2 separate regions of the Homo sapiens genome follow, and region 2 is linked to region 1. A link is an interaction called in ENCODE POLR2A ChIA-PET data of the cell type or tissue named here. Cell type or tissue: A673. All regions are shown on one strand. Links, peaks and the distances in the headings refer to the core of each region. The heading gives the core; the rest is flanking DNA.

Region 1 (14,938 bases), core at 1,458-9,457:
AAGCTGTGGAAATTTTGCTCTCATCTTCGTAAATTATCTCTTTTTTTCTCTGATTTTTAGTGTTTTCCTTCTCTTTGGTGTTATGCACCTTGACTATTATTTAAGTAATTTTTTTTGACACATTGCATTTCTGAATTCAAGGATTTATGTCTGATGTTCAATTTTAAAAACTTATAAATCACCGACTCTTTGAGTACTTACTTGAATTATTTTAATATAGTCTAGAAAAACAATTAGATTTGTTTTATTCTCTCTCATTTCACTTCTATGTTTAATTATATTTGTATTTTATATTTTTTCTCCTTCTACTATTTTTATTTTGCTCAATATACCAGTTAAGTAATGTTCTCATCAGCTCAGAATAACTTAACATTTAACCCATATGTTGTATATTAAGCATATTAATTACATTTTCAATTATTTACTTCATATTTAGCTCTTTTCCAAATATGGCTTGTCAAGCGGAGAGTTTCTTGTTCTTTGCACACTATTATATTTTTTCTGTTTCCCTCATTGTATTGAAAAACATTTTAAATGTAAGTTCTATAACTGTAACATAAGTTGTAATTCGGATCTCCCTTACGGGCGCAATCACTTTTGAAATGTCTGCCGTCAGCTTATGTGTTTTTCCATTTGCTTTATGGCAATGGGAAATCTACATGGATGTGGTATATGTGTGATCACCAATATATAAAAGAAACGCTTCCTTTTTTTTTCTTGCATTTTTTAATTATACTTTAAGTTCTGGGGTACATGTGCAGAACATGCAGTTTTGTTACATAGGTATACACGTGCCATGGTGGTTTGCTGCACCCATCAACCCATCATCTACATTAGGTATTTATTTCTCCTGATGCTATCCCTCCCCTAGCCCCCATCCCCCAACAGGCTCTGGTGTGTAATGTTCCCCTCCCTGCATCCATGTGTTCTCACTGTTCAACTCCCACCTATGAGTGAGAACATGTGGTTCTTGGTTTTCTGTTCTTGTGTTAGTTTGCTGAGAATGATGGTTTCCAGCTTCATCCATGTCCCTGCAAAGGACACGAACTCATCTTTTTTATGGTTGCATAGTATTCCTTCGTGCATATGTACCACATTTTCTTTATCCACTCTATCATTGATGGGCATTTGGGTTGGTTCCAAGTCTAACATTACAACAGAATACTACTCAGAGATACAAAGGAACAAAAACAACTGAAGAGCATGCCCTAGATGAGCCTCATGAATGTGCTGAGTGAGACAGCTGGACATAATATCTTTTGTATGATTACAGGCAAAGTAAACCTATAGTAAGAAAAAAGAAAAATTAAAAAATCAGGACAGAGACAGTTCTGTGAAGAATATCAGTGTTAGTTTAATGGGAATAGCATTGCATCCAAAAATTGCTTTGGGCAGTGTGGCCATTTTAATGATATTGATTCTTCTTATCCATGAGCATGGAATGTTTTTCCATTTGTTTGTGTCATCTCTGGTTTCTTTAGCAGGGGTTTGTAGTTCTCCTTGTGCAGATCTTTCACCTCCCTAGTAAGCTGTATTCCTAGGTGTTTTATTCTTTTTGTGGCAATTGTGAATGGGAGTTCATTTATGATTTTGCTCTGTTTGACTGTTGTTGATGTATAGAAATGCTAGACATTTTTGCCATTGATTTTGTATCCTGAGACTTTGCTGAAGTTGCTTATCAGCTTAAGAAGCTTTTGGGCTGAGACCATGGGGTTTTCTAGATACTGGATCATGTTATCTGCAAACAGGGATCATATGACTTCTTCTCTTCCTATTTGAATGCCCTTTATTTCTCTCACTTGCCTGATTGCCCTGACCAGAACTTCCAATATCTATGTTAAATAGGAGTGGTGAGAGAGAGCGTCCTTGTCTTGTGCCAATTTTAAAGGGGAATGCTTCCAACTTTTGTTCATTCAGTATGATGTTTTCTGTGGGTTTGTCATATATGGCTCTTATTATTTTGAGGTATGTTCCTTCAATACCTAATTTATTGAGAGTTCTTAGCATGAAGCGATGTTGAGTTTTATCAAAAGCCTTTTCTGCATCTATTGAGATGATGATGTGGTTTTTTTCTGTAGTTCTGTTTATGCAATGAATCACATTAATTGACTTGTATATGTTGAAACAAACTTGCATGCTAGCGATGAAGCCTATTTGATCGTGGTGAATAAGATTTTTGATGTGCTGCTATATTCAGTTTGCCAGTATTTTGTTGAAGATTTTTGCATGGATGTTCATCAAGGATATTGGCTTCAAATTTTCTTTTTTTTGTTGTGTCTCTGCCAGGACTTGGTATTAAAATTTATATGGAACCAAAAAAAGAGCCCAAATAGCCAAGACAATCCTAAGCAAAAAGAGCAAAGCTAGAGGCCTCGTGGAACCTGACTTCAAACTATACGACAGGGCTACAGTAACCAAAACAGCATGGTACTAGTACAAGAACAGACACATAGACAAATGGAACAAATAGAAGGCCCAGAAATAAGATCACATGCCTACAACTATCTGATCTTCCACAAACCTGACAAAAATCAGCAATGGGCTGGGTGCGATGGCTCACGCCTGTAATCCCACACTTTGGGAGGCCGAGGTGGGCAGATAGCTTGAGGTAAGGAGCTCAAGACCAGCCTGGCCAACATGGTGAAACCCCCATCTCTACCAAAAATACAAAAATTAGCCAGGCATGGTGGCAGGCACATGTAATCCCAGCTACTTGGGAGGCTGAGGCAGGGGAATTGCTTGAACCTGGGAGGCAGAGGTTGTGGTGAGCCAAGATTGTGCCACTGCACTCCAGCCTGGGCAACAGAGCAAGACTTTCATCTCAAAACAAACAGACAAACAAACACCTGGAATAGCTGTCTAGCCATATGCAGAAAATTGAAACCGGACCCCTTCCTTACACCATATACAAAAATTAACTCAAGGTAGATTAAAGACTTAAATGTAAAAACCAAAACTATAAAAATCCTGGAAGACAACCTAGGCAATACCATTCAGGACATAGGCACGGGCTAAGATTTCACGATAAAGATGCCAAAAGCAATTGCAACAGAAGCAAATATCGACAAATGGTATCTAATTAAACTAAAGAGCTTCTGCACAGTGAAAGAAACTATTAACAGACAACCTACAGAATGGGAGAAAATTTTTGCAAACTATGCATCTGACAAAGATCTAAGGAATAAAGAATTTTAGCAAATGTAAATAAGGAATTTAAGCAAATTTACAAGAAAAAAACAAACAACCCTATTAAAAAGTTGGCAAAGGACATGAACAGACACTTTAAAAATTTTTAAGTTCCAGGATACATGTGCAGGATGTGTAGGTTTGTCACATGGGTAAATGTGTGCCATGGTGATTTGCTGCACCTGTCAACTCATCACCTAGGTATTAAGCCCAGCATGCATTAGCTCTTTTCCCTAATGCTCTCCTTCCCTGAATCCCACCTCCTGACAGCCCCCAGTGTGTGCTGTTCCCCTCCCTATATCCATGTGTTTTCATCATTCAGCCCCAATTTATAAGTGAGATCATGCAGCATTTGGTTTTCTGTTCCTGCGTTAGTTTGCTGAGGATAATGGCTTCCAGCTTTATCCACGTCCCTGCAAAGGACATGATCTCGTTCCTTTTTATGGCTGCGTAGTATTCCATCGTGTATATGTACCATATTTTTCTTTATTCAGTCTATCATTGATGGGCAACCACCTGACCCGTCCCGCCCTGTTGTACTCACACCTGCGATTGCCCCTCTCACCCACATTCAATACCAAAGCCCTGGCCTTGTCACAGCTCCTGGAATCCAAAGAGCCCTGTGCCTCACTCTCCTCATCTGCAGCATGAGTGTCTCCCTCCCACCTCCAGCCTGGCACACAGACCCCAGGGCCAGGGACCCAGAGCCATTTTGATGGCCCAGCCCCTCTTTCATCCCGAGGTGACCCAACCCTGGATTTGACCCCAAGGAGGTCATGCCCCAGGCCTCAGTCCCTCACCTGCCTGTTGAGCGCAGGGCTTGTGTGGGAAGCAGGCCTCACCCCCGGCCAGCCTATGTGCCTGGAATCTGGTCTCACCTGTGTCTTAGACTCATCCTCCCATCTTCCTCACCTCCTGAGGAGGGAGCACCTGTAATGCAGGAGAGGGTGTGAGTGGGCGGGGGCCCTGAGGCAGCCCACGCCCCGGTGCCTGCTGCTTCTCAGCTGGGGGAAGGGACTTTCACCCCAAGGGCTCAGGCTCTGACTCGCCCCAGGAGGACCCTAGGCGCCCCTCACAAGCGGGAATGGAGCCCCTCAGGCAGCACCTCCTGGGGGTCCTCTCCTCTCTACCAATGACAAGCAAGACCTTCAGGGTAGGGTTGTGGCAGCCACACCTCCAGAGACCCCTTGGCTGCTCCTGGACCACACAGCTGCTCAGGGAAATTTAACCTCTGGCCCCCTCCACACAGGAGGGCCACACAGGGGCCACACAGGTGACCCCTGCAGGCACTCACCTGTCACTCGCACACAGAAGGGCACAGTACACATAACCTGGGTGAGCCGCTGCCAGCGGCTGTTGGCCTCAGCGTTCTCTTGCAAGGCATTCAGCACCAGCAGCCACTGGGGCCCCATCAGAATGCAGTTCAGGACACCAGCCCTGCCCCAACCTTGACCCAGACAGTGGGTGGCATGGGACCACCTCTGGGTGAGTGGCAGCTCAGCTCTAAGGTATCCCTGCTGCCAAAGACCAACTGTTCCTGCTAGTTTGAATCTGGCCACAGGGTCTCTGTTGGTGAGACAGATGACCATGAGGCAGACACCCTGAAATCTAGCATGACAGAGCTCAACGCCCCCATGAGAGTCACCATAGCACCCAGACTTTGCAGACATAGCAGCGAAGGCCACAGCAGGCCCTGAGTGAGGAACAATCTGACCAAGATCCTGGGGTCCTGCCACACAGCCCTTTAACCAGGCACTGGAAACTGTTTCCCTAAAGAGCCAGGAGTCAGTATTTTCAGCTTTGCCAACTGATCCTTGCCTCGAGGATGCAACTCTGCCATGGCTGCTCGACAGCAGCCCTCTGAGACAGCCTGTGAAGAGGTGGGCATGACGGCAGCCCCATAACACTCTACTTAGGGACATGGAAACTTCTCAGTGCCATAAAGTATTATTTTTTTATTTGTTCAACCATTTGGAAATGTGAAATCCATTCTTGATTCATGGACCACAAGATCAGGCAGGGACAGGCTGCCCCTTGCCGACCTCTGGAACGAGCTTAGAGAAGGAAATGACATGCTGGGTGCGGTGGCTCACGCCTGTAATCCCAGCACTTTGGGAGGCCGAGGCGGGTGGATCACGAGGTCAGCAGTTTGAGACCAGCCTGACCAACATGGTGAAACCCCATCTCTACTAAAAATACAAAAAAAATTAGCTGGGCATGGTGGCGGCTGCCTGTAATCCCAGCTACTCCGGAGGCTGAGGCAGGAGAATCTCTTGAAACTGGAAAGCAGAGGTTGCAACGAGCTGAGATTGCACCACTACACTCTAGCCTGGGCAACGAGAGCAAAACTCCATCTCAAAAAAAAAAAAAAAAAAGAAGGAAACGACAGGCTGGGCCAGCGCAGCCTCCTCACAGCAGATTCACTGCAGGACGGGTCCTTCTAAGCAACCACTTCTCATCCTTCATCTTGGCTTCAAGCGCAGTTCAGGTGGAGAAAGAGAGAACAGAACTGGCCTCAGCAACAAGAAGGAAGGAGATGCAGGGTCAAGCAGCAGTGTGGATCCATCACACTCAACATTCACACCAAGCAGAGCACAGGCAGGACCAGCCCAGCGGGGGCTGAAGTGGAGGCTCTCTGGGGTGGGGGATCTCTGGGTGGACAAGATTCTCTACCTAAAACTCATATAGAAGTTCCACACAGCAGTAGTTACAGAAAACACACACTAAGAAAAAGGCCAAAATAAAAATAGGACACCAAGTTTGGCCAACTGGGTCTCACAAGCCAGTAGGTAAGAAAGCCCCAGGAGGGCCCACCAGAGTAGCTGGGGGTGGGTTCCTGCCTGCAGGGGGCCTGGGACACCCCATTCTCACAGATGAGGACCCCAGCTTTGGGGAGGAAGCTGTCAGAGTCGCCAAGTGAGCTGATCAGAGCTGGAGCCACAGAGCAGGTGAGGAGCCCTGGCCACATCCCCATGAGGGCTGAGAAGCTGGAGTGGAGGCACAGCCCCAGGGGCAGATGCAAACAGTGGACCCTGGGCCCTCCCCCTGCCCAGAGGATGCTCAGCTCCCAAGGGACCACCAAGGCCTGGAACCCAGGGACACACCACCTGACCATCATGCCCAGGCCTCCCAGACAAGGCAATGGCCAGGACAGGCAGGCAGGCTGGACTTGGGGCCAGGACAGGGGTGGATGGTCCTGCTAGGCAAGCCTCCTCCTCCCTACCAGCTGGGCTGGTTGCACTGTAGTTTTGGTTCTGGCAACATATTGCTGCCCACTTTGGCCACACCAGTCCCTGGCTCCCTGGCCAGGCCCAGTGCTGCCCAACCCCCCTACACGGGCCCCACATACCCACTGCCCACCAGGCTCCTGTCAGCCAGGAGGGGAGGACCCAGGCTCATCCCCTGAAGTATCCGTGGGAGCCTGCATCCCACAGGAACCCACAGCTCAGGGCCAACCTCCATGATGGCCTCTTGGTTGTGGTGGCAGGAGCGGGGGGGAGTTGACCTCCACCCCTCCCATCCTGGCCACTGTGTTTTGTGGGGATCATTCAGTCCTGGGAGCGTCCTGGGGACTCCAGAAGGAAGAGAACAGGGTGGTCATGGCAGCTTCAGCCCAAGGCTCTGGGCCCAAGTGCAACAGTCCTTTGGTTCTGGTTTGATCTGGGCAATAACAACGGGTCATGTCATTCACACAAGGATTGGCTTCAATATAATGCATCAAGGGACTGTGGAGGGCACAGATCAGCCTCCAGGCCAGTTACACTTGGCGGCTTAGCCGATGCAGGCTGGGGAATGGAGAAGCTGACCCCTGACCTCCCCACCTACCCTGCCCACCAGATGCCATAGCAGCCAGGGATCCCTGACGTCAGGCAGAGGCAGGGAGCACAGTTGCTGTCTCCTTTGATCCCATCCCAGGGCCCGCAGGGCCTGGAGAAACCTGGCAGGGGCTGAGTTGGGAGAATCAGGCAGGGGGATGCCAACTGAAGAATGTGAGGGATGGGGTATGAGGGCACTAAGGGCACAGGGTCTGCCTCCCCTGGGGAGGAGGCAGTGGGACACAGACTAGCCGAGCCTCCACAGGCCCCACCCTGCTGCCAGGCACATGTGGTGCCCATACCCACCCCAACGGCTGCAGGAAGTTTCTTCGTCAACAAAAGGGGAGGACACATCCACATCCACATAGGCATTGGTGCCCACACACATCAGAGAAGAAAATTCCTGCTGTGCCCAAGGTGTGGGGAAAGGGGCAATGTCCCCTTCCTCCCCATGGTGGGTCCCAAATTACCTGCTTCTGCCAGCACCCCCAACCCCAACTCCACAAGCTGCTGACCTCCACCACAGTGCATGCCACGTGCCAAGAACAGCTCAGCGGTGCATCCCAAAGGATGCTATCTTGGAGCGGCTGCGCTGGGCGAGGGACACGCTTCCTAGTCACAGAGATTTTGTTTCTTTACCACTCACTGGCCCTGTGCCTCAGTTTCCCCCACTGTGGCACAGTGTAAAAATCCCATCTTGAAGGCTAGGAACCCAGAAAGGTCACCACACCCGGTGAAATGGGGGGTGAAACTCCCTGCCTTGGACCTCTTGCTCCAGGACTGATGTCCATCAGGACATGGCCAGGCCAGCATCCTGGGGAGGGCTGCGTTCCCTGCCTGGGGAACCTTGCTCCCAGTGAGGGATCACTAGAGTTGAGGCCCCTAATGGACTGGGGGAGGCACAGGGTGGAACGGAGGTAGCTCCATCATAAGGGCCTGTGTAGACCCCAGAAAACAAGCATCAAGTTGAGACTCTTGTCTGAAGCTGGCCGCCTGAAAGTATTTGGGCTTTGGGGGTGTGATGAGGGCCTGGGGTCAGGGAACAAAGTGTTCTGGTTTGGACACGCAGGAGGTTCTCTGCGGCTCTCTCAGGTACATAGTATGGTGCTAAGTATATGCTTTTAAAAAGCCTAAGAGGAGGGGGCACCCAGAAGGGGCCCGGAAGTCAAGGGCAAGGTCCAGCCTTTCCACCTCCCCAGCTGAAGACGTGCTGGAGGACAATTCTCCAAAGTTTCATAACAAAGAAGAGAAAAAAGAAATCAAAAAGACCTGGAGGATGGGCAAGGTAATGAGAGCTTACTGGGATTACCCTGCCTAATCCTCAAAGCAAGCCTTCCCTATCTGTCCTCTGGGCCAGGTGAGGAAACAGGTCACAGTAGGACATTCAGACCCTGGGGAGGCAGCTGGCAGCCTGGAGCCCAGGAGGTCCAAACAGACTGCCCCAGCCCCAGCCCTCAGCCAGGAGCGGCTCCACCCCCAGCTCGTTCACTGGTAAATCAGGCCGACTGGGCTGCCTGCCCTTCCCCAATCCCCCTGGCTCAACAGGCAACAGCCTCCCTGCTCGTGGCTGCCAGACTGCAGATGGCAGGCAGTGCACGCCCCCTTTATTTTGGCTTCTCAGCTGCCCACCAGGCCATCCCTCTCCGCCAGGCCACCTGGAGCCTGGCAGTGCGCATGTGGGGTGGACAGCACCTGGAATCCTTGGGCCTGCTTGGCTGGGGGCTGCGGCTTCTGTGCAGGGTGGAGTTAGTGTCCCATCCCATTCCCTGACCCCATGGCCCCTCCGAGAAGGCCCTCCACGTACTGCCAGGCCTTGACCACCAGTCGCCCACATCCAGGAGGCATCGACGTGCTCACCTCTGATTGGCAGTGGGCATGCAACCTGGGGCAGACCCCTTCGAATCCCAGGTACGAGCGAGCTAGGTGAGGGCAAGGTAGCATCAGAGTGTCACCGCTGTATGTCAGCCACTGGGGGACAGGGGACAGGCTTCAGCTTACAGCCATCTTCCAAATTCCAGCCTCTCACTTTGGCAGAAGCTGGCCAGGAATTGGGGCCGATGGATGGGTGGGGTCTGCAGACACCGTGTTCAGGTCCCCATGATGGCCTCACACATGGGTGGTGGCTTGGGCCACACCCGAGCCCCTGCTTGGGCCCTGATCTTTGAGAAGGGGGAGCAGCAGAACCCGGGCACTGACGCTACAGTGCCACTCACACCCACAGATTTCTCCACACAGGCATCAGTCTCGGTCCTGGCCACCTCCTCCTGGACGGCTTCAGCCATTCCCCGGGACTCACGTGGTCCTTCCTCACACGCGGCTCTGGTAGGATGCATTGCTCTGTACCCAGGGACCTCTGAGGTGACAATGGCCACGGTCATGCAGAGTGCAAGGGCACAGGCTGGGTGCCTATTGTGGGGACCGTGACTGCAGCACTCCCAGACTATCCTCGGGCATGTTGCCCCCAGGCTTAGCTAGGGCACCAGCGGTAGGTGCACACTGCTCCGGACTCTGCAGGAGGAGGACAACTGTTACCTGTGTCTTTATGTTCTCCTGCTGCTGTCACTCTGTGCTTCTCATCTCCTTGTGGTAGGATTCAGGGCAGACTCTCTGAACACCTTGTGGGAAATAGCAGAGTCCAGCAGGGAAGAGAGAAGCCCAGCTGCAAAGGTGAAAAAATGGCAGGTGTGACAAGGACCCCCATTCAGATTTAAATGAGGTCCTCATTTAATCTCTGTTCTGATTGGATAACACTTCAAGTGTGTATGTGTGTGTATATTTTTTGTTTGTTTGTTTTTGTTTGAGATGGAGTTTCGCTCTTGGCATGCCCAGGCTGGAGTGCAATGGTGCAATCTCGGCTCACTGCAACCTCCGCCTCCCGGGTTCAAGAGCGTCTCCTGCCTCACCGTCCCGAGTAGCTGGGATTATAGGCATGCGCCACCACACCTGGCTAATTTTGTATTTTTAGTAGAGACTTTGGGGTTTCTCCATGTTGGTCAGGCTGGTCTCGAACTCCTGACCTCAGGTGATCTGCCCGCCTCGGCCTCCCAAAGTGCTGGGATTACAGGCATGAGCCACCGCGCCCGGCATATATACATACATATATATATATATATATATATATATATATATAGAGAGAGAGAGAGAGAGAGAGAGAGAGAGAGAGAGAGAGAGAGAGAGAGAGAGAGAGAGAGAGTCTCGCTCTGTAGCCCAGGCTGGAGTGCAGTGGTGTGATCTCGGCTCACTGCAACCTCTGCCTCCTGGGTCCTGGTTCAAGCAATTCTCCTGCCTCAGCCTCCCGAGTAGCTGGGATTACAGGCACACGCCACCATGCCCAGCTAATATTTGTATTTTTTTTTTTAGACAGAGACTCACAGAGTGCTGTCACCCAGGCTGGGGTGCAATGGTGTGGTCTGGGCTCACTGCAACCTCTGCCTCCTGGGTTCAAGCAATTCCCCTGCCTCAGCCTCCCGAGTAGCTGGGACTATAGGCTCCTGCCACCACACCTGGCTAATTTTTGTATTTTTAGTAGAGACGGGGGTTTCACTATGTTGGCCAGGCTGGTCTTGAACTCCTGAACTTGTGATCCGCCCTCCTCGGCCTCCCAAAGTGTTGGAATTACAGGCATGAGCCACTGTGTCCGGCCACTATGCCCCACCTCTACTCAAGGTGATAAGCAAGCCTGGGTGCCTCCTCTTTTGGTGCCAGCAGAAAAAGCAAACTACTACACAAGGCTCTTCTTCAGTACATGCATATACAAACTCTCACCCTGGCCCCAAACCATAACAAAAACCTAAGCTATTCTCCTTTTCTTACGCTCTCAGGCCACTTTTCGCCTGTTTGAGAGTCCTGCCCTGCTCTCCCCAAAGACCTCAATTATGGACTTGTGGCTGGGGGCCACCTGCCTCTGCAGATGACCATAACAGCTGTAGAAAGGTAAAATGGTGTAAACATTGCAATATATGTTATTTTCAATTGACAAATCCTGCAAATCTTTTCATATCAATAAATGCTGCCCCTCATTTTTAAGTGTGTATGATGAGGCCATTTATCCAATATTTTCTAAATAGGTACTTGAATTATTTCTAATCTTTTGCTATTACAACTGTGAATTAAAACTCACACTGTCAATTCAGAGAACAATTGTTCCTTTCCACTTTTATGGTGCTTTAAATATATTAAAAATGAAAAAATATACACATACACACAACACAAAGCACACACGCACACATACACATGTAAAAGATAGGGTTTCGCTCTATCACCCAGGCTGAAGTGCAGTGGCATGATCATATCTCACTGCAGCCTTAAATTCTTAGGCTCAAGCAATCCTCCTGCCTCAGCCTCCTCATGAGTAGCTAGGAGTGTAAGTGCGTACCACTACGTCTGGCTAATTTTTAAAATTTTTTGTAGAGACAGTGTCTCTATTTTGCCCGGGCTAGGCTGTAACACTTGGCTCCAAGCACCAAGCAATCCTTCTGCCTAGGACTCCCAAAGTGGTGGGATTATAAGCATGAACCATGTGTCCAGTCTGAAAATAAAAATATATAATATCAAAACTTCTGGAATGCAGTGAAAGTATTGCTTAGAAATTTACAACGTTGAATGCATACATTACAAACAAATAAAATTATACACCCAATGATGTAATTTTCTACTTTAGGTCACTAAAGAAAAAAGAACAAATTCAGTCGAAAGAAATAAAAACAACAAGATGACAAGTCAATGGCACTGAAAATAGAAAATCAACAGAAGAACTCAATAGAACAATAGCTGTTTCTTCATAAAGATCAACAAAATTGATAACTATCAAGCAAGGCTAATAAAAAGAAAAAAAGAAATCACACAAATTACTATAAGGTGAGTACAAAAGTAATTGCAGTTTTTGCATTCTTGGAATTTGCTGTTTGATACCGGCATACCCTCTTAAGTAAATGTGGTTATGTTATACATCATTTTAATGGGCATTTCTTGCTTTTTTTTTTTTGTAATGACTTATTACTTATTTTAGACTATGGAAAAGATGTTAGACAAAAAGCAAATTCAAGCGACTTTCTTATTCAAGTTCAAAATGGGTCGTAAAGCAGCGGAGACAACTCACATCAACAACGCATTTTGCCAGGAACTGCTAATGAATGTACAGTGCAATGGTGGTTCAAGAAGTTTTGCAGAGGCCGGGTGCGGTGGCTCACGCCTGTAATCCCAGCACTTTGGGAGGCTGAGGCGGGCGGATCACAAGGTCAGGAGTTCGAGACCAGCATGGCCAATATGGTGAAACCCCGTCTCTACTAAAAATACACAATTAGCCAGGTGTGGTGGTATATGCCTGTAGTCCCAGCTGCTCGGGAGGCTGAGGCAGGAGAATCGCTTGAACCTGGGAGGCGGAGGTTGCAGTGAGCCGAGATCACGCAACTGCAGTCCAGACTGGGTGACAGAGCGAGACTCCGTCTCAAAAAAAAAAAAAAAAAAAAAGTTTTGCAAAGGAGGCGAGAGGCTTGAAGATGAGGAACATAGTGGGCAGTCACCGGAAGTTGACAACGACCAATTGAGAGCAACCATTGAAGCCGATCCTCTTACAGCTACACGAGAAGTTGGTGAAGAACTGAACGTCGGCCATTCTATGGTCATCTGGCATTTGAAGCCAATTGGAAAGGTGAAAAAGCTTGATAAGTGGGTGCCTCATGAGCTGACCAAAAATTTAAAAAATCATCCTTTTGAAGTGTCGTCTTCTCTTATTCTATGAAACGACAATGAACCATTTCTTGATCAGATTGTGACATGCCACGAAAAGTGGATTTTATACAACAGCCAGCTCAGTGGCTGGACTGAGAAGCTCCAAACCACTTCCCAAAGTCAAACTTGCACCAAAAAAAGTCATGGTCAGTGTTTGGTGGTCAGCTGATGGTCTTCTGATCCACTGCAGCTTTCTGAATCCTGGTGAAATCATTACATCTGAGAAGTACGCCCAGCTATTGATGAGACGCACCAAAAACTGCAGCACCTGTAGCCAGCATTGGTCAACAGGAAGGGCCAATTCTCCACAACACCTGACCACGTGTCATACAACCAAGGCTTCAAAAGTTGAATAAACTGGGCTACAAAGTTTTGCCTCATCTGCCATATTCATCTGATCTCTCGCCAACCAACTACCACTTCTTTAAGCATCTTGACAACTTTTTGCAGGGAAAATATTTCCACAACCAGCATGATGCAGAAAATGCTTTCCAAAGAGTTCATCGAATCCTGAAGCATGGAATAAACAAGCTTATTTCTCATTGGCAAAAGTGTGTTGGTTGTAATGGTTCTTCTTTGTTTTAAGACAGAGTCTCACTCTGTCACCCAGGCCAGAGTGCAATGGTGCGATCTCGGCTCACTGCAACCTCTGCCTCCTCGGTTCAAGTGATTCTCCTGCCTCAGCCTCTTGAGTAGCTGGGATTACAGGCACACGCCACCACACCCGGCTAATTTTTGTATTTTTAGTAGAGACGGGGTTTCACCATGTTGGTCAGGCTGGTCTCAAACTCCTGACCTCGTGATCCGCCCACCTCAGCCTCCCAAAGTGCTGGGATTACAGGCATGAGCCACTGCGCCCAGCCCATTGTAATGGTTTCTATTTTGATTAATAAAGATGTGTTGCAGCCTAGTTATAAAAATTTAAAATTCATGGTCCAAAACCACAATTATTTTTGCACGAACCTAATAATATAAGAATTAAAAGAGACCTTTATATTAGAGATCCCATGGATGATAAAAGAATAAAGAATATTACAATCTCCATAACCCACAAACTTGGTAACTTAGACCAACTGGATGAATAAAAGACACAATCTATTAATACTAAAACACAGGAAAAATAGGTAATCTAAATATATTTATATCTATTAATAAAATGGAATCAATACCTAATAACCTTCTGAAGAACTTATATATTCCAAAAATCTGACATTCTGTCATATTTTTCTAACTGGTGGGATTCAGGGGTTTCCATTTTGACGAGAACATAGGTGGGTCGCACACAATTTTAGTACTCATTGGTCAGGAAACCCATGTCCACTATAGGATATTGCAGAGCGGTGCATTATGGAGAATTTAGGCAACATAATATGGTTTTCAGAGTTAAAGGAAGACCACCTGTCTTATGTACAGTAATTCGTCATAATATCCTAGGGGATACCACATTTAAACTTCGGGGTATCCCTAGGTATATTCTTTGAGCCACATGTGAATTTCAGACACGGAGGCTTCTCAATTTTGGTGCCTTTCAACAAATGTTGAAGTTAATTCCCAACCTATTTTGTGGAGGCATAAAATTCAATGAGCACTCATTTAACCTTTTATTTTAAATATTATTTTAGTAAACTTTGTATTTCCAATTAGGTGAAATTTTAAACCCGTTTCAGTTTTTATCCACTCTTTTTAGGCGGAGGGGAGTAAGGGTTGCTTTCAGCTAGGAGGGACTCCCACGTACCCAACCCATTTGTGTAAATTTCTTCCTTCAGAGTTCTTCAAATCAGCATCACCATTGTTAAAGGCCTCCCACATGGTAATAATTGTGCTACAGAGTTTTAAGAACATTAAGTTTATGTCTGGCTGAATTAACCTCTTTGCTGTGGCACAAGGGGGCCATAGGTGTTTTCACCAATTATGAAGCGGGTTCACTGTGCAATGACTACCGACTTTTCTGAGAACGAGATCAAACACATTCACACATAAAACCCATGAAGTGAATTTACTACTTACAAATAGGAAACAAAAGACAACAGAAGTCTAGGATTCGATATGAACTGCTACCACAAGATCAGGAAAGTATCCAGAGCAGATGGATGGAGCCTTGACTGCAGGTGCTTCACTTGCACTACAACTGAGTGACCCCAGAAAGCAGCCCACCTTGGGTTTTATATCCCAGGATGTGATTTGCTGGAGCGTTGAGGACCATTCTG
Region 2 (16,070 bases), core at 3,956-11,955, 180 kb before region 1:
TGGCATGAACCCCGGAGGCGGAGCTTGCAGTGAGCTGAGATCGTGCAACTGCACTGGACAGAGCGAGACTCCATCTCAAAAAAACAAAACAAAAAAAAACAAAACACCCTGTCACTACAAAAAATACAAAAATTAGCCAGGTGTGGTGGTGTGTGCCGGCAGTCCCAGTTACTTGGGAGACCGAGATGGGAGAATTGGTTGAGCCCAGAAGGTCAAGGCTGCAACCAGCCAAGATCATGCCACCACACTCTGGCCTGGACTGGCCTGGGCATCAGAGTGAGACCCCTGTCTCTAAATAAATAAACAAATAAAAACTTTAAAAAGACGTGAGCTCATGACAACATGTGCTTTTCACATATTTAACTGGATCTGAAACCTGGATCAGAAATACAGATACAGGCCCTAGCAAAAAGGGCATTTCTGGGATGGGTAAGTTCGCTGTGTGATTTAATCCTCACAACTACCCTTTGCAAAAGGTCTAACTAGGATCCCACTTACAGATGGAGAAACAGAGCTCTGAAATGTTAAGCAATTTGTCAAAGGTCATCACTAGTGATAGGGCTGGATTACGATAATCTTGGCTTAAAAAACCGATGCAAAAAAAACTGCCAGGAAAAAGCGATGACACTAAAGAAGACAGAGAAAACATTCAAGACAACCAAGGCATGTATGCCATACATGGCTCAAAAAATACACGGGTAAACTTCATTCAAAGACTACTCACACTAGTTCAGACTAGGGATCGCCTGTTTTGAGAACTAGATTAAAATAAAAGGGTCCTTCATTACCCTAATCTATTTTATTGTTTAGTTATACATAGCAATCTGGAGAGCAAGAAATATCTAGTATCTCATATAGAACTGAATAAATTCCGTTAATTACTATTCCAATTTTCTGAACTGCCAGGAGTATGAAATCTAGAAAATAACACCTGTCATAAATTTTAAATCCAGCCTTCACATGACATATTTCAAGTACTTTAACTAACCTTCATTCACGCCTTCCTCCCTGTCACCATGAGATCGAAATTTCTCTATACTCTGGCATCCCAACAATTTGGTATTACTCGTCTGTCCCCTCAAAGGGAACATGCCACCTGTCAGGTCCAGGGTGTATCTTTCTTCACAGTATTCTAACCCCTGTAACATAAAATACACGCAAATATTAATCTGATTCTAGGCAAAAAGTCACTCTAAAATTAAATATTCTCCAAATTTAAAGATTGTTCACACAATACAAAGAAAACAATTTAGACTGAAGAGAACCAATCATGGAAAAAGGCTCTAAAATTTTACATACTTTAAAACAAATAAAAAGTGAGATTTAGTCTCTCAAAAATAATTACCAACAAGTCTTCTAAAGTTATTTAACACAGAAGCCCTCATGCACTACTGGTTGGTATGTAAACTGGAATAACCATCAAAATTATATATGCATATATCTCAGACCAGCAATACTATACCTGTGTTCTCACAGAAATTCTTGCTCTAGAATAGTTCTTAGACTTTTAGCTTATTGATACCTTTAAGAATCTGACAAAAGGCTATGAGACTTCGCCCATAAAAATGCAACACATAATTCAGGGCCTTTACTGATTCCCTGAAACCCGTTTCTATACGCCTCCAACATTAGGTTCAGAAAAGTCGGTTCTAGAGACAGGTATGTGAGGGTGAACAAAATACAGCTATTAGCAGCACCCCTCCGATCTCCTCAGGAATTCAGCCAGATAAATAGGCAGCCATCTAAAAGCCCAGACGCGTATGTCCTCTTATAAAAATCACCCTATGGCTTAATGCTTGATATGTTAGAGCAACAAAGTGGAATTATTTTTCCTGGGTACCAATTAAGCCACAAGCTTGAATCTAGTCCAGTCCCCTCATTGTAGAGGAAAACGGTATCTGAGAAGTTAAGAATGCTACCTGGGTAAATAGGTAAAACAGATCTCTAATTTAAATTACTTCTACTACATTATGAATACAATATTAACTTCAATATAAGAATCGCTTTTCACAGCCAGGTGCGGTGGCTCACACCTGTAATCCCAGCACTTTGGGAGTTCGAGGTGGGTGGATCACGAGGTCAGGAGTTCAAGACCAGCCTGGCCAAGATGGTGAGACCCCCCCCCCTCCGTCTCTGCTAAATATACAAAAAAATTAGCCAGGCGTGGTGGCGGGCACCTGTAATCCCAGCTACTCCAGAGGCTGAGGCAGAGAATTGCTTGAATCCGGGTGGCGGAGGTTGCAGTGAGCCAAGATTGCACCACTGCACTCCAGCCTGGGCGACAGAGCGAGACTCTGTCTCAAAAAAAAAAAAAAAAAGAATCACTTTTCAATATCTTAAAACAAAGACAACATATTTAAAATAGAAAACAACAAAATGGTAATATAAACCCATAGTCCAATGACCATTTACCTCATATAAGATTTGTCCTGATGCCAAACACTTTCTATTACCAAAGGCCAGCTGCAGCAGATGCAAACTCAAAACATCCCCTTCACTGAAACAGAAATTAACGAAGACACGCTAAATATATTAATACATTAAACATCTCTTACTGTCCAAGTAAGTTTAGTTTGCTTGCAATGTTGAGTGCATGTGACAAAACTAAAATCACTGTGAAAAATTTAGTTTTCGGTAATTTTTATAAAAATGTAGTCCTTTGAAATAATAATTGATATTTATTATTGATTCTAATCAACTAAATCGATGCTGTTTGCATACTGTAGGAGATATCTTATGTAGCAAAGACTGATTACTCAATATTCTTTCTCAAATATTCCTTCCTCAATGGTTATACTCTACTTAAACACATGGTTGCCTAAAGTTCTATAACATCTCCCAGCTTCCTTTGCAGCTAAGTGCAGTACCCTGTGGTAAAGTTGTGGCCAGGATGTAAACAGAATTATCCCATAGTAACCTCACAGAACCTTCCTTAATAAACAAAATATCCTTTATGCCTTCATCCTGGTCTCTTCCTCCATCTTGCTATTTTTACTTAAAATGTAGAGGTTCAAAGGACAATGGGGAGTATGGGAAGGAGAACGGGCAGTTGGGGGAAGGGTGGGGAAAAAATTTTTTTAAAATATGGATGTTGCCCTCGACCATGAGAGGCCTATCAAGACACAAAGTGAAGATACTAAATCAACCCTGTAGTGAACTCAAGCACGAAGCATGCAGTAAGTGTTAAGAGCATAGATTCCAGAGCCACATCATCTGAATCTGAATTTTACTACTAGTTGATCCCTTTTAATAATTCCTATTACTAGTTCTTATTTCTTTTACTTGGCTTCTAACACACCACACCTTCCTAATATTCCTCATACCACACTATTCACTCCTTAGTCCTTTGCTGAGTACCCACCCAGCTCTCTTGTTCTCAATCTCCAAGTATATTTGAAGAATAAGAGAGCAGGGTACTGAGATTGAGAACAAGAGAGCAGGGTACTTAGAAGGTTCCAAGGCTCTCAATCTGTGAAAAACATTCAAGTAAGTCCGCACAATTTCTTCTGATAACTCAGAATTATTCAAGCATGTAGAAACAACCATTTAACTTTTAAAATAATTTCAACTACTACTCACTAATTCACTGAAAGAATTGTGTTGCCTTCACTAAAAAAGACTACATAACTACATAGACTACCTGTTCTATTTTTGACTAATTTTTAAAGATTGTATGTATCAGGCCAGTCGTGGTGACTCACACCTGTAATCCCAGCACTTTGGGAGGCTGAGGCGGGCAGATCATGAGGTCAGGAGTTCAAGACCAGCCTGGCCAACATGGTGAAACCCCGTCTCTACTGAAAATATAAAAATTAGCCAGGCATGGTGACAGGCACCTGTAGTCCCAGCTACTCGGGAGGCTGAGCGAGAGAATGGCATGAATCCGGGAGGCGGAGGTTGCAGTGAGCCGAAATCACGCCACTGCACTCCAGCCTGGACAACAGAGCGAGACTCTGTCTCCAAAAAAACAAAACAAAACAAAACAAAGTTTGTATGAGACCTACCTATCTTGTGTAGACTGAACAGCCCACAAGTAACAGCAATTCCGAGGATCATTCTCAGGTTCTTGAAAAGTGACAGCATATACAGGAACTTGTCCACTTTCCAATTGTATGTAATATCTGAAACAAATTAGTATATTTCATATTTTTAAGTTATTTTTTAGAAAGGAAAAAGGTACATCATGTAAGAACTTGGGTTAGGCAACCACTGTTCCTACACTTCCCCAGAATAAGTGATCTGTGGGCCATGGCCAAGTCATCTTATCTGCAAAAATACACACGGCACAAGACATCAAGACTATGGTCATGGCACCCATCCCCCAGAGACAGAACTGGGAAGACTCAGATGCAGTCAAGCGGATGCATTTATGTGTGCGTGTAACTGGTCCTAAGAGTCATATTCAATGCCCAAGAGGTAGAACTGGGGAGTGTTAGAATTACTCAAGTGGATGCATTCATGTCTGTGTAAACTGGTCCTAAGAGTCATATTTGATGTACACTCCTACATACTGCTCAACCATAAAAGATGCCCTACAAAGAGACGAGATACTGCCACGAGACTTTTCAGCTGTTTGGGTTTAGCATCAGTTTCCCCACTACTACAACAGAAGATGAGTTAGAAACTGAAGAGTTCCCATAAACTGCTAAAAAAGCAAAAATTGACCAAGAGATGATAGTGTTAGAGAAAGCACTGCTGTAGAAGCCAGGTACTGCAGGTATTTCTTTAGGAGCAAATTCAAAGACGAGCTGACAAACTGGCAGCCGGGCGTGGTAGCTCACACCTGTAATCCCAGCACTTTGGGAGACTGAGGCAGGTGGATCACAAGGTCAGGAGTTCGAGACCAGTCTGACCAACAAGGTGAAAATCCGTCTCTAAAAAAAAAAAATACAAAAACTAGCTGGGTTCAGTGGTGCACACATGTAATCCCAGCTACTTGGGAGGCTGAGGCAGGAGAATCACTTGAACTTGGGAAGTGGAGGTTGCAGTGAGCCAAGATCGTGCCACTGCACTCCAGCCTGGGCAACAGAGTGAGACCCCACCCCCCAAAAAAATAGAAAAAAAAGAGCTGATAAAAGGATAACAGCAAAGAGAGTTGAGATACACTTCCTATAAGATAAATTACTCAATAAAATATACCAGTATGCCTCAGGAAAAATGGAGAAACAAATAAATTGACAACTTAAGGGCCAAATAGGCATCTATTTAACGCTTAACACAAATTAACTTAGCTACAAAGTATCAATATAATTATATTTTGGGGACTTTTTGACAGCAGAAAAAATTTAAAACACAAGTATTTTGTAACTTTGATTTTTAAAAATCCTTTTTTTTCCCTCTCAACTGAGAATTCTTTATTAAGCTGTTACTTTACACAGATGATGATTAGGAAGGTACTTCTGAAAGAACTCATATTATACAAACACAGCCATGTGTCACTTAACAAAAGGGGATCTGTTCTGAGAAATGCTCGTCAGGGATTCAGTCATTGTGCAAACATCATACAGTCTAGTAACACAAACCTAGATGAGATAGCCTACTATATACCTAGGCTAGATGGTATAGCCTGTTGCTCTTAGTCTACTAACCTGTACAGCATGTTACTGTATGGAATACTGCAGGCAACTATAACACAATGGTATCTTAAACATTAAAAAGGTACAATCAAAATACAGTAAAATTTTATGAGACCCCTTTCTTACATAAGGACTGTTGTTGACCAAAACGTTGTAAAGTTACAAAGTCATGCTTTACTAGCATGTTAAACACATGACTGTAATGCCTTTTAAATAAACACTGAAAAAAAATAAAGCTAAATTCATGTGCTAAGTCACTCCTTTATGGTATTCACATTGATTTAATGCCATGAAAAATTAGTCATCTCAATCATTCATTCAATCATTAATCTACCCACCCTTTTCTCACTATGCTAACTTTCAAATATTAGTAAATGAGTACAAGCTATATGCAAAAAAACTACCTATAATCAAATAAGGGAAAAAAGTTATACTTACTCTCTTTTCATGCTTTTCATGTTCCAAAGTGCTAGATAGCCATCAGAAAAACCTACAGCAAGCTGATTTGTCCTGCTTATGTAACTAAGAGTTGAAACAGCTGTTCCTGTTGGACTTACTAACTGGAAACACAGATGGCGCCCTTGTCTCATTACACTTTCTCTAATGTGTGGTACTTCAGCTGGGATACCAGTTAGAACTTCAAGATCTAAAACCACAAATTAGACAAATGAAGTTAAAAAACTAGAAACAGCATTAAAAGCAAATATGTCATCCATTATTCAAGCTGCAAATGAAGTCAACTGAGTTAAATGAAGTTAATTGAAATTAAAAGATTAGTGATAACAAAAAAGTATGTTAAACTAGAAAATTGCCATCCTTATCTATTTAAATGCCACAATTTAAAAAACACATTCAATTATATAATATTTAAAAATTCTCTCAGTACATCTCAAATATTATCTAAGATAGAATTTTTTTAGGGTTAACAACCATAAATAAAACTGATTTATTTCTTTATTGAAATTTAGAACTACTACCTAAATACCTTCCTTGGAGCAATGGCTGATTCCGGGTCAGGGGGAAGAAAATACATAAAATGAGCCTGGTACATCTTATGCCAATAATCTAGGAAGCTATCACAGATGAAAGGGAATGTATCAGACAACATGAAGGGGCTCTCATTACCAATGACAGGACATTTTGGGCATCAAAAACAATAAAATTAATGAAACACATTAAATATGCCAAACCTGAAAAATTCACAGGGATACAAAAAAAAAAAAAAAAGAGGGGTGGGGCAAGGGGGAAGCCTACCCTCCCCACCTACAAAAGACCTTATATTGAACAATTGGAGTAACTAGGTATCACCTGCTTACTCTGAAAATTAGTACTTAAGAAACACTAAACATTTATCCTGCCTGTTCTGTAGACATTGTGTTTCAGAGTGACCAGAAAGCCCTAATTAATGAGAAAATTATTCTTTACATTGACAGAACATAAAAATCATCATTTTGCAGCCCTTAATGAAATAAGGGACTTATCCAAGAATCTTAGGCCGGGCACGGTGGCTCACGCCTGTAATCTCAGCACTTTGGAAGGCCAAGGTGGGCGGATCACAAGGTCAGGAGATTGAGACCATCCTGGCTAACACGGTGAAACCCAGTCTCTACTAAAAAAAAAAAAAAAAAAAAAATTAGCCGGGCATGGCGGCGTGCGCCTGTAGTCCCAGCTGCTGGGGAGGCTGAGGCAGGAGGAGAATGGTGTGAATCCGGGAGGCAGAGCTTGCCGTGAGCCAAGATTGAGCCACTGCACCCCAGCCTGGGTGACAGAGCAAGACTCCGTCTCAAAAGAAAAAAAAAAAAAAGAATCTTAATGAATGAAACAATTAGCTCAAAGTAAGGTTTTATAATTTTGGCATTACAGTATTCCCTCTCATTATTTACAGTTTCACTCTCCAATTTCCGTTACCTGTAGTAAACCAAAGTCCAAAAATATTAAACAGATAATTCTATATCTATATATATCTATATCTATCTATCTATCTATCTATCTATCTATTTATATATATATAAAATTCAGCCAGGTGAGGTGGCTCATGCCTGTAATCCCAGCACTTTGGGAGGCTGAGGCAGGCAGATCATGAAGTCAGGAGTTCAAGACCAGCCTGACCAATATGGTGAAACCTCGGCTCTACTAAAAAAAAAAAAAAAAAAAATTGGCCGCACATGGTGGTGTGCAACTGTAGTCCCAGCTACTTGGGAGGCTGAGGCAGAAGAATCACCTGAACCCAGGAGGCAGAGGTTGCAGTGAGCCGAGATTGCGCCACTGCACTCCAGCCTCTCAAAAAAAAAAAAAAAAAAAAAAAAAAAAATTTGCATGCTGCTCTGAGTGGTATGATGAAATCTGCTACCATCAAAGGGACATAAATCATACCTTTGTCCAGTGTATCCACACTGTATAAGCCACCCTTAGTAGCCATCTTGGTTCTCAGATCAACTGTCGCAGTATTGCAGTGCTTGTGTTCAAGTAACCCTTATTTGACTTAACAGCCTCAAAGCACAAGAGTGGTCATGCTGGCAATTCAGATATGCCAAAGAGAAGCTGTAAAGTGCTTCCTTTAAATGAAGAGGTCAAAGTTCTTGATTTAATAAGGAAAAATCATAATGTGTGCAGGGTTCAGTACTAGCTGTGGTTTCGGCATCCACTGGGGTTCTTGGAATGTATCCCTCGCAGATAAGGGGGAACTACCCTGCAGAGGGCTATCCTGTACACTGTAGGACGCTAAGCCACATCATTAGTCTCTAACTACTAGTAGCAAGTAGCACCAGCAGTAACAATCAAAAATGTCTTCTAACATTGCCAAACATCTCCTGGAGGACAAAATTCACCCCCTGCTGAGAACCACTAGTTTAAAGTTGATGACAGACTTTAAAAAGGAAGGATCATGCTGTCACCATGTGAATCCACTGATCACTAATTGAAACTACTAGACACTATGTGTCTCCTGATGTGATACAATATGAAGTACTCAGCACTTCCAAACTACCTTGCCAAAATACTAAACCTTCATCTATAACCAGAGCTAATTTAATTTGCAGAAAATCGAAAATGATACCACATGAAAGCACAGTTAATTCCAAAATGTGGAACATTCTATCAGATAACTTCAGCAAGTCAATGGCACTAAAAATAAAAACAGAGAGGACAGAAAGAGGATTGCTGTACGTTCAAGGAGACTTGAGACTTAACTGTCAAATGCAATTAATGTGCAGACTGTATTTGAATTCCAATCCAAACAATCCAAATGTAAAAAGATGCTTTGGATAATCACATCAATTTGATTATAGTCTAGATAACACACTATACCAAAGAAGTGTTATTGGCATTATGATTATGTAATAAAATATCCCTATTTGCTTTAAACTAACACAGAAGAAAAGAGGGAAAGGAGGAAAGGGGAATGAACTAAACAGACACACATATAGCAAATGTTGAAAATTAACTTGAATTTGGGTGATGGGTTTATGGGAACTCTTGTATTCTTCTAACTATCTGAAGATGTCTGAAATCTTCAATAAAAAAATTTAAAAACTCAGACTCATATATTAATATAACCACTGTGCAAGAGCAGATTCTCTCATTGTTATAAAGGGGGAAAAATCATATCACACTGTCCTAGAACAGGGCCCCCACCCCCAAATCACTTCTGCTTCTGATGTCTTTTTCAGAGAAGAGATTAGATTTTGCCACAACAAACAGTTCACACAATGGGATACTACAAATTTACTCAAAAGAAATGGGTAAGCCCTATGTGTTCTGATGTGGAAAGATGTATAAGAAACCGGTTAAGTCTGGGGAAGCTGCAGAACAATATTTATGCTGTATGTTTGGAACTTCATTTCCTACCTTGGTGTATTTCAGTGAAGCCTAAACAGTTGTAATCATAAATTACTTTTGTAATCAATAAAATTTATTTTGCATTAAACCCTAAAGCTTAATTTTTTGTGCTATAAAGTCCAACTGCTTCCAATTCTCAAAATTGAGAAATGGTTCTGATCACAATCCAGAGACTTTCGTTATAAAATTATCCTTGTGCACCTACTGATTACTGACCTCTGAAATGAAGGATGTTTTAACGCCACCATATTGACTTGAAGGGAGTTTTAATTACGAATATAAGCATTTTAATTAGCCTTACACCTATAACCACAAAATACACTATGAAACAAAAGCCTATCAAGCCTACTTCTTTGATTAATGTTCCATAAAAAGCAGTCAAACTATTTCTGATAATCTATAAATTCATTTTTAGTTATTGCTTTTGCTCATCAATTCTTTTCATTTAAACTTCACATAAAAATTTTATTAATCAATCAGGTTTGTATACATACCAAATTTTAAGGTATAGTGTCTATCTATGAAGATTCTTTTTTTTTTTTTTTTTTTTTGAGATGGAGTTTCACTCTTGTTGCCCAGGCTGGAATGCAATGGCGCAATCTCGGCTCACTGCAGCCTCCACCTCCCAGGTTCAAGTGATTCTCCTGCCTCAGCCTCCTGAGTAGCTGGGATTAGAGGCATGCGCCACCACACCTGGCTAATTTTATATTTTTTAGTAGAGACGGGGTTTCTCCATGTTGGTCAGGCTGGTCTCAAACTCCCGACCTCAAGTGATCCACCCGCCTTGGCCTCCCAAAGTGCTGGGATTCCAGGCATGAGCCACGGCGCCCAGCTCTTCTATTAAGATATTTTAAAGTGCATGTATGACCATTATTTCTGCCAAATCAAATTTTTTCAGGTCTGATTTTGCATATTTAAGTTTTGTTCAGATGATTTTGGCTCTTCCATTTCTTGTTAAGTATAGTTTTTATCACTTGCAGTTTTTTTGTTTTTGTTTTCTTTGAGATGGATTCTTGCTCTGTCGCCCAGGCTGGAGTGCAGTGGCGTGATCTCGGTTCACTGCAGCCTCCCCTCCCGCTTCCACCACTGGCAGTTTTAATCGGTTTTTTTATACACTGACAATTTTTATTAGTTATGTTCATTATAAACTACATAAAATGTTGATAGTTTGTATCTATTTCTGAGCTGCTCCATAAATGAAAAGAGCTACACTGATATTCTAGGCTTGCTTTAAAAATCAAGAATGTGCCGGGTGTGGTGGCTCACACCTGTAATCCCAGCACTTGGGAGGCCAAGGCGGGCGGATCACAAGGTCAAGAGATCGAGACCATCCTGGCCAATATGGTGAAACCCCATCTCTACTAAAAAAAAAAAAATACAAAAATTAGCCAGGCATGGTGGCGTGTGCCTGTAATCTCAGCTACTCAGGAGGCTGAGGCAGGAGAATTGCTTGAACACGGGAGGCGGAGGTTGCAGTGAGCAGGGATTACGCCACTGCACTCCAGCCTGGCAACAGAGCGAGACGCCGTCTCCAAAAAAAAAAAACAAAACCAAGAACGTCCTCACAAAGCCAAAGTCAAAATTTTTTCGGGTCAAATACTCCTTTTCTAAAAATTAAGAGTAAAAAACACATTTTAAGGTTAGCTCTTCCTTTCTTCATAAACCAGAGACTCACAATTTTCAAAAACTGAAAGCACTTGGAAAAAAGTAATTTTATAAATACAAGCATTTAAAGGAGAAAAAGTATTTCATTTTCTTTGAATCTGAATAGAATTACTTCTATTTTAGGATGTTATTTTGTGAGAAAGACTTTTAGTTACTGTTATTTCCTAATATTTTATTTCTATCTTGGTGTTACCACACAAACATAAACAATATGCCAAGAACACTATGTTAGATCCTACATTGCTGGGTAATTTCATATTGGCTGATAAGGCTCAAGATTTCTTATATTTAGCCCTTATTCCAGCATTTACTTAAGAATAGATCTTATTCAGGTATGTAAATGAAAACAAATAAAATCAATTATCACTACCTTTCTCAAGGCCTACTTGAGAACATATGAACACCTGATCAACAAAACAGTATCTTATGCAAGAAGTATCCACTGTGCTCAGGTCCAGACAATAAAAAAGATTTTAAAATACCTTTTTTTTTTTTATAGATAGGAAGATATCTTTTATTTTACTCCAGCTGCTATAAAAAAATTTGGCTACTTTAAAAAATATTGCATCAGAATATCCAGGTGCTCCATTTTTGGTTTCAAGTAAAGAACTGATTACCTGATGCTTCAACTTCATTTTGATTGCATGACAAGTCATCCAAACATAGGTCAACAAGAAGGATCTGTCCAACATCAGTGACCACAGCTGCCACTCCAAAAAGCCATCGCAGACTTGGATGTAAATGCTGAGTGCTTGCACTGGCTCCTCCATGATTAATTATAGGTTCAATAGCTGTTACCTAGAAAACATAATACGTGATTTGCTTTTCTTCTGCAAAGTAAGAAAATATAATTAACACAATAAATTTAAGTTAAAGCAGGTTATCAGTTATAATAGATTTAAGACTATAGAGTAAATTTGCATTTGATACTTGTGATCTGAATAATGAAATCTTCAGCTATACTAGGAATTACACCATTACTCAATACATAGAAAAATCACGCAGTTGGACTAACAATTGATGTTGACTGAGAGCTTACTGATACGCCAGGCATTGTGTTACCTGGCTCATTCAATGTTCATGACAATGCTTTGATAGTAGACTATGTGTGAGTACTTCTCTTTAAAGATGAAATAACCTGAGGCTTAGAAAGTCAGTCTAGTTATTCAAGCCATAAAATCATTACGCATAAAACGCAAACCTAAATTGTTCTCATTTTAAAGCTCTTAAACAGCTACTCTAGGATTCTATGGCCTCTTCTCCTAAGAGTAAAAACTAATCATTCCAGAAAAATTTACTGTTTACTCTTTAAAAAACAACAAAAAAGATATTTTAAGTCCTCTTTATACCTTAAAGACTGAAGAGGTCTAACCTTCTTTCTATTGGACTTCATATAAAGCTCTGGCAGTCACTGGATCACTGACACTTAACAAGAATTGCTATTATTTAAAGAAAAGTATACTTTAGCTATTTTATGGAGTCATATTTTTCCCCTTCATCTCATGAGTCAAATTTTAAATGTCTATAACTAGTCATCCATATTTTATACTTGTCTTTCCTTCAGTTTCCTATTAATTCATAAAAATTAATTAGGTATGATATATGATAAAATGTTTGGTGATTTCTACGCTAATACAGGTTGAACATCCAAATCCAAAAGTCCAAAATCTAAAACACTTCTAGTCCCAGGCATTTTGGACAGGGGATTCTCAACCTGTACTGATGAATGTTCTGGCAAGAAAAGAAAATATCTGATATCAATGATTCATGTGTTAAAAAGACTAAAAGTTGTTTCAGGCTGTAACTTACTACAGACAAAAGCCTGGCTCTTTCTCTATATCAGTATACAAAACATTACTCAGTGTTTCTAATTCTGAAAGCTGTAACTTCATCACTTTTTCTTTTCTAATTACTGTAATAATGTCTATAAATACTAAAGCATATTCAATTCCTCAGTGAGGAGTAGCGAATCTAAGTTTACATTCCTCATAAAAATACTATATGAAGTGATTAATACTATTACCTTAATTTTAGAAGACAAAAATAAACATAATGAGTGTATACTGCACCCTACCCAAAAAACAGCTAGTAGGTTGAACTTTTGAAAGTGTCTATCGCTACTCCCCCATCTTTTCCTTATTCTATATTCTCTCTTCCATACACCAACCATGCATTCAACTGAGCAACCAGTTCAGGAACCTTGTTTCTTCTCAATTCCTCATCCAAATGATCAATGAGTGTCCATGTTTCCTTCTGTATGTGTTCTGAATCTGCCCCATCTTCTCCATTTCTACTGTCATTTCCTTGGTTCAGCTCCTCATCATTATTTACCTGAATGGCAATAGTCTACTTGTTTCTATTCTCACAATATCCTCGCTGACCCAATCCAAGCAAGCCTTTTACATGAGAGTTCTACTTAAAATTACTTCACCACTGGCCGGGCGTGGTGGCTCATGCCTGTAATCCCAGCACTTTGGGAGGCTAAGGCAGGTGGATCACGAGGTCAAGAGATCGAGAGCAGCCTGGCCAACAGGGTGAAACCCCATCTCTACTAAAAATACAAAAATTAGCTGGGCGTGGTGGTGCACGCCTGTAGTCCCAGCTACTCAGGAGGCTAAGGCAGGAGAATCGGTTGAACCCGGGACACAGAGGTTGCAGTGAGCTGAGATCGTGCCACTGCACTCCAGCCTGCTGACAGAGCGACTCTGTCTCAAAAACAAAAAAAAAAATTACTTCACCGTTGATTTCAAAGGAGCCCCTCATTACAAATAAGGCCATTCACAATCTAAAACCTAACGTTTCTGGCCCCCTATTCTTCCTTCCCCTCATCCCTCCCTCAGCCATTCTAAATCAAGTCTAGTTTCCCAAATGCTCCCTGTACTACTATTTTTCCATGCTAGTCTCTTTATCTAAAATGTCCAACTCTTTTGACTAGAAATTACCCATTCTACATGTTCCAAGTGCTTAAATTTATTAAAGTATTCACTATATTTATGCTAGTCTTATTCATTTGTCTTCTCCCACTAGACTATAAGCTCTCTAAAAGCACAGACCAAGTTCAATTTATTCATCCTGGGAATCTAACATATATTTTCCATAATGCTCCAATCCAAGACTATTGTCGCAAATTTAAAAGGTAAAAACATTTTAAAAATTGAATAGTAATGAATACATTTTTATAAACTTCGAGTGTCCTCATAGAACACAACTGGAGATAAGAACAAGATTTAGATGATACTTTTCACAAAAAAAGAGTATCAGAACATTACATGTCATTGCTATTTTTACTCTGGAACGTTTTAACCAATAAGAAAGTTACATTTTAAATGTTAAGTTCCTTGAATAACATATCATCTTTAACCTCATTTTTATTCTAAACACTTTACCTAAGAGTAACACATTTACATAAAAGTATACAAATTGTAAATGTTGCGGGTCAGTGAAATTTCAAAAAGTAACACACCTATATAACCAGCAGGGGTTCAGTTTTGAAAGAGAAATGTCCAGGTATCTTAAACAGTACCTACCCTTCCAGGAAGAACAACTGCTTTAACTACTTTTGATATTCCAAGGTCATAAAGACAGAGAACACTCCCTTCTGTTTCTTCCAATCCTATTAATAATCCAGTTCTCTTCTGCCAAGAGAATTCTTTCACAGCTAAAACTACAGGAGGCTGTTCATTGACTCCACTGAATCTGTAAGCAGACAATCGCTCTCCTGTTATAGAGTTTACTACCTCAAGTTGTGGACCACAAGCCAAGCAAGCAAGTCCATTTTTCCCTAGAAGAAAAAAAAATTGCCTATTTTAATATTGTATATACACAAAACATGCAATAACGGTTAGCTCATTTACATACAACTATATGTTCATTACATAAAACTTTACATATTATCTCCACATTGAAATCTTTTAATCAAGCAACTATCATTACAATAATAATAGTCATTCAGTGGCGTGAACCTGGGAGGTGGAGCTTGGAGTAAGCCGAGATCATGCCACTGCACTCCAGCCTGCGTGACAGAGCAAGACTTCATCTCAAATAATAATAATAATAGTCATTCAGTAAAAGCCACCACCATGGTATGTGCTTGAATGTTATCTCATTTATTCCTTATCACACCTCAATGTAGAGATAAGGCAGCTAAACCTGAATACTGTTTAACCTTCCCAAAGTCAAAAAGTAGCACAGGCAGAAGTAGATCCCAAGCCTGTTTAACTCCAAAACTCATGCTTTAACTACTAAGGCTTAAACGATTTAAACTAGAAGTTATGGCAGTTATAAAATAGAACATATTATTCTATCCCTAAAGAGTTCACAGTCCAATTAAGAAATTAAGACATAACTAGCATAATGATAGGAAGTCTCAGAACCTCTTCTCCGCCTATTAGTCATGTTTGGATTTTACCCTGCCTGCAATGTAAAGTCATAGAGGTGACTATCTGATTTAAATCAAGTCAGTAACTATCTGATTTATGCATGTTTTTAAATGTTACTCCAGCTGCTAAGCAAAGAATGGACAAGGAGAAGCACAGAGTAGCCGCACTGGGTGGAAGACGACACCTGCTAGGTGACCGAATAGAGAAAAGTGGGTTGACTGGAGATTCAACTTAGAGGGAGAACTAATTGGATTTCCTTGCTGATGAATGAGACACAGGGAGGTGAGTAAAACAAGAATCAAGTACAGACTCCGAATTTCTGCTTGAGCAACCAGATGAATGGTAACTTCTAAATTTGAGATGTCCATCAAGCATCCAAGTACATTAGTTGGATATGTAAGTTTATAGCTAAGGGAGGCCACAGTTTAAGAAAGTAGCATGGTACAGTGGGGTCTGAGAACGCCAAGGTTCCAAGATCCTTTCTGCCACTTACCTGTATAACTGGGATCAAATAAATGATTTCATTCTCAGTTACACAGAATAGTGGCTACTTAGAAAAAAGTTTTACACCACTCCAATGAAGTCATCGTACAATGCCTGGCATATAGAAAGT

The links. ChIA-PET counts read pairs that join two places held together with the same protein. Peaks named below come from ENCODE experiments on the same cell type or tissue, not always from the same donor. Only the 100,000 strongest peaks of a DNase experiment are listed, where the experiment ranks them.
Region 2: POLR2A ChIA-PET joins it to region 1 with 18 read pairs; 3 of 35 experiments call an interaction of 5 or more read pairs at or near these places.

What each region holds. Positions count from the first base shown.
Region 1 is chr1:247,081,327-247,096,264 of GRCh38, forward strand. No RefSeq gene overlaps it. Among named protein-coding and RNA genes, the nearest start is that of ZNF670-ZNF695, 10 kb to the left of the region's middle. In A673, for the core only: no CTCF peak of the experiment used is centred there; no DNase peak of the experiment used is centred there.
Region 2 is chr1:246,901,537-246,917,606 of GRCh38, forward strand. It overlaps AHCTF1 (AT-hook containing transcription factor 1), which reads right to left. Exons shown (of 36, transcript NM_001323342.2): 3 at 14,606-14,859; 4 at 11,696-11,876; 5 at 6,015-6,222; 6 at 4,005-4,121; 7 at 2,413-2,497; 8 at 989-1,139. Among named protein-coding and RNA genes, the nearest start is that of AHCTF1, 22 kb to the right of the region's middle. In A673, for the core only: CTCF peaks have their summits at 6,136 and 6,335; DNase peaks (open chromatin) are centred at 6,155 and 8,385.